Regions from separate parts of the Mus musculus genome. Here region 1 is linked to region 2. A link is a loop called in an ENCODE intact Hi-C map of the cell type or tissue named here. Cell type or tissue: heart. All regions are shown on one strand. Region 1 has its middle 170 kb from the start of Crisp4. Region 2 has its middle 40 kb from the start of Crisp4.

Region 1 (2,500 bases), 130 kb after region 2:
TTCTTTCCCATATGCAGGTCACCCATGGTTCAGACAGATCTGCTCAACTGTGAATGAGAGCTAAGAGCCCTGGGTGATGAAGACAGAGGAGACTTTAGCAAATAATCCAGGTATGTTTGAGAGATTGAGCAAGGTTTGGTGTGGGTGGATGTCAGGTGATAGTAGAAAGATGATATGACGTGAAATTGCATTTGTCAGTTTCTCTTTAATTAATGAGTCTAGACAATTTCACTGAGAATAATATTATATGTGGTAATGTAGATTTCCAGTTACAAGCTACACAGGAAGCAGTTAGTTATTCTCAGTATTTGGTTAGTTTTGAAACTCTGAAATGACTATTGCCCATTGAAAATAAAGTGTCTTTAAAGTGTTTTGAGCTTGACTAAAAGCAGAACCTGGATATGGGTATGAACCAAGACCATGTAGCAAATGTCAGGATTGAATTCCCTTTTAAGGCCCATCAATCTTCCTTATTGTTGGCTTTTTTCTTTTGAATTGTGGACTAATTGATGTATTGTGTGTTGAGTTAGTCCTGGTTAGAGTAGAATAATTACAGTTTTCTTTTGTTGTTGTTGTTGTTGTACTTTTTGTTTTAGTTCTGTGTGTCTTTGTCTTTATTATTCTGAGATGTGTTCCTTCTGTCCTCACACTCTTTGGAGCTGTTATACTGAGCAAATGTCCTATTTTACCACACAGGTTCCATGTGTCTATTGACATAGTCTTCTCTATGTGTCTGTTTTATTGATTTCAGCCCTGCATTTTATGATTCCTTAATGTCGCCTACTTCTCTCAGAGATGATTGTTTGTGATTATTTCTCTCCTTTGAGTTTTGTTCTTCTGTCTTGATCCGTTTTTAATTCAGTAGAGTTACTCACTTTCCATGTTTGTAACCATTGTGTAACTGAATTCTTTAAGGATGTGCTAAAATGTGCCACAGCTTTTACACAGAACTTTTTGAGTTTTAAAAGTGGATTTTCTGTGCTTCCTATTAGAGCAAATTTAGTGTGCTTCTAAGAAGACAAACTTGTTTCTTACTCAACACAACACAATATCACCATCTTGTGGTGAAAGTGGTACAGGGCAGGATGAATTCGCCTTTAGTCTGCGCAGTGAGCTGAGAAACCACTGACTTCTTGAGACATCTGTATCCCATGAAAATCCTGAGTTTCTGAAATATCTTCCCCCAAGTCAATATTGCTAACAGATATTTACTTGTAGTAGTGGATGTCGTGAGGAAAGATAAAGGGTGTTTGTTTGTTTGTTTTGGTGTCTCTTGGTTTTCACAGATAAGAACATTCAGGTCCCAAGAAAGCTCTTCAGAAGAAGTTACTCTGTCAGAAATTTAAGGTATTTCATACAAGTGAAGAAAGTGCAGCTGGAATTGAAATTTTAACTTCAACAAGTGCTATTTGCATGGAAGATTTTATTTTAAATAATCATTTTCTTTGACTGAATCTTTCCACTCTTTTACCTTGTTTTCAAACCTGATATTCTGTTTCTTTCCATATCTCTTTGTATTTTTCATATCTTGTTTCATCTCAGTTTGAATTTTTTCTTCAGTGCTTTTACTTATTTACTTCCAGTCAGTTTTCTTATCCTGCATCGTCCCTACTTCCTTCAGCTGTGTGCTCATGGTTTTGTGCCCATCAGTCATTTGGCTTGTAATTATGTTCTTCATGACCCTGAGGTCTGAATTTTTAATGTCACTTAAGTTGTCCTTTTTAGGGGATACTGCCATGGCTATGATTTGATTACAGTACATATTTTCTTATTTTTCGTATTTTGGGTTGGGAATGGAAACAAACGAAATCAGAATTTAGAATTTTGGTTTTCTTTTGTTGTGTGGCTTGCATTCCAAGCTTAGAATTTTGCCTGCGTATCTTTTATCTGAGGGGTGCAGAACTCACTATGAGGCTCAGATATCATGTGCAGCAGCGTCCTACTCCATTTGTTTCAGGTGTAAGCTGGGTGCAAGTGTGAGGGAATGCTGTGTAGAGTGGGTTTAGGGTAGCCAGAAAGCTGGAGCTGTGTGGCAGGAAGCCTGATAATGAGTGGGAAGGACTTTTTTCTCTGTGGGGCAGGGTTAATCTCAGGTACCAGGAGACTGAGAGGGAAAAGAAAAGAGCTGGGTGGACTCTACAAAAGTAATTGAGAAAGAGAAATCGCCTGGCTTCAATGTGTTTAGGGGATCCACGTGACTATAACAACTTGTTGGATCAAGGAGAAGTGCTAGATCCAGGCCTGGATCCACCATTCCAACATGGTCCCTAACCAGATACTGGTTACCTGGGCCTGCTATTCTTCTTGTGTTATTAGTATAAGATTTGTCTAAAGAAATGGAGAAAGCCGGGCAGTGGTGGCACACTTGGGAGCCAGAGGCAGGCAGATTTTCTACAGAGTGAGTTCCAGGACAGCCAGGGCTACACAGAGAAAACCTGTCTCAAAAAAACCCAAAAGAATATAAATAAATAGATAAATAAATAAGAAAAAGAACAGAAAA
Region 2 (2,500 bases):
GGGGGGAAGCAAAAAATAAAAAAGATATAGAAGACAGACATTTGGGGGGAAAATCCAAAAATGGTCTGTGTCACATCCTTGATTTACCTCCTTATCAACAGCTAATAGCACGCTGCCCTCACATTTTATGTGGGTACAAAAACCAAGCAGGTTGTTCAAATCTCTGGACTGAATACTGATCACAGAGATGTTAATTAATTCTACAATTTTACGGTTTTCTTGACATAGAAGGGCACTACTACATCACTGCAATAGGACCATACCTAATATACAATTATGAGTTTATTCATCCAAATCACTATTACTAGTGGGGATGTAGCACAACTCCAATGTTTAAATGAGCCTTTGGTGTATGCATACTCTTATGGGAAAGAGGAGGAGAATTCAACACGGAATTTTACTACTGTGAAGCCATTAGCCTAATAGAGGGAATAGTTTTTCAGCTTTTCTTGAACAGAAGTTCAGATCCTGACCATTTAAACCACAGCAAATTTTCAGGAAAGTTAATCCAGCAGACCACTAGATGGCATACTATACACACTGTTTAGTACTCCTTTCAAAAGGTGTCATCCTGGTGAAAGGCGATCATTTCTAAACTTTGACTTACTTTGTGGGCTATCTGATGGAGGTTTGGGTCGTTCATTTATCTAAATGCCATGGGGTATGCAAACAAGCCTCTTTATTAGCTTATAATGTTTTGCAAATACCAGAGTTACTTTAATAAGATGTAAACAAAAATTTATAAAATATATAAAGTTGCTTGTCTACTCTAAATAAAACCAAGTTATGTGTGAAAAGGGCATGGAGATAATTTGTATTCTAAAGTCAATCTCATTTGTGTTCAAAGCATGGTATCTCACGTTTGAAATCCACTCATCTGTAGTAACATTTGATTTTTCAGAGCATAATTTAAGATGATGTGTTAGACAACATGTTATTCTTAATATACAAAAAGGTGGAGAAGAGGTTTATCTTCTTTTTGCTATGAAGATGGCCACTCTTATTTTAAGCAGATCCTGGAAACAGCTCAGAAGAAAACAGATCGTAAACAAGAGCATCCACTGTAGAAATTTCCATGTATTGATGTAATGCACCAGCAGAGGGCTCTGTTGCATTTCTTACGCCATTTTTAACAAAGCAGGAGCCTGAACTTTGTTCCTAGTCTGAATTTCATTTTCATTTCTTCTTAGCTCTTTATAGGCAGGATTATCTTAGATGTGTTTTCATCTAAGACACATGTTGAGCTACTGACTCGCTACATATGGTTTTGAAAGAGTAACAGAAACCTGTGCCTGCCTCAACTTGAAGTTTCTCATTCAGTGTAAAATCCTGCTAGTCAAGTCCCAGCAATCATGGCAAACCCGGTTTCCAGATTTTTCTTTTAAACTTCTCTGGTACATGTTTAAATGTAATATACTGGACAGTGTTGCCTTAGCAGAGCTCAGACTGTACCCAAATTTCAAATGCAGTGCTTAGCGGAAATAGGTCACTATTTCCCAAGGATTCTTTGACTACCTTTCTTCTCAAAACATCACTGATGCTTAACTATTATTATGTTAGGTGTGTGTGTGTGTGTGTGTGTGTGTGTGTGTGTGTGTGTGTGTGTGCATGAGCACACCCTTATTTGCATTATGGCATTCCTGCAGGCATCACTAATAGCAGAAAAGCAATTTGCATGAAAATAAGACTGTGCTGGTGCTGGATTAAAATTTATGGAGCCTGACCAGTTTATATGTCTTACACATTTAAACACAAGGAGACATTAGGGAAAATGATCTATATGACAATTATCACAACAAAGCATTAGACATGGCTATACAGATATTCCCTTGCAAATTACATCTCCTTAATGGAGCACCTGTGACTATTACCATAAGAATAGATTACAATTGACAGAGAAAGTGTTCAGGATGAGGGCCTAAGGAGAAAGGATTTGTAATAAGCATATCGTATGGGTTCTATTAATTCATAATGCAAAGTACAAAGGAACTTTCCATAAGGGTGGTTTCTATTCACTGAGAGCAAGGCTCTTGACAAGGACTTAAACAATGCTAAGGATTTGGTGGAATTTAGGTTAAAAGCTAGCTCCATTGAACAGCAAATGGTCCCCAGGGTTTTAGATAAGTGAACAAGCCCTTTCCTTTTTTTCTGAAGAAAAAGCCTGCCTGGTTAACAGTTGTGACTAGTTTAGTGCTTTCTGAAAGCTGTGCCCTCTACATGTGTTTAGAAGGGTGTGGGTGAAGTATAGTGTATATGAGTGTAGGCATGTCTATACACATATACCTGACAACCACAGTGATTACTTCATATTTAAATGAAGTATAGACAGTTCACTTCTTGGAATTTTCTTTATCCTTTTCATTTCAAATGTGTAATTATTTCTCTGTTTGCATAATGCATTCCTGCAAGTAGTTTTTATGATTTTCTTTCAACTCAAATATTAAGAAATTCACTCTTCTTCCTGTGTTCCCCCATTTTGAATCCCTAACTCTTATCCCCA

What was found. Peaks named below come from ENCODE experiments on the same cell type or tissue, not always from the same donor. Only the 100,000 strongest peaks of a DNase experiment are listed, where the experiment ranks them.
Region 1: a loop joins it to region 2, with 17 times the contacts of the local background. A loop is called at or near these places in 20 of 42 quality-filtered maps.

Annotation. Positions count from the first base shown.
Region 1 is chr1:17,979,382-17,981,881 of GRCm38, reverse strand. No RefSeq gene overlaps it. Among named protein-coding and RNA genes, the nearest start is that of Crisp4, 170 kb to the left of the region's middle. In heart, a CTCF peak has its summit at 1,061 (motif pointing left); no DNase peak of the experiment used is centred here.
Region 2 is chr1:18,104,960-18,107,459 of GRCm38, reverse strand. No RefSeq gene overlaps it. Among named protein-coding and RNA genes, the nearest start is that of Crisp4, 40 kb to the left of the region's middle. In heart, CTCF peaks have their summits at 514 (motif pointing right) and 1,111 (motif pointing right); no DNase peak of the experiment used is centred here.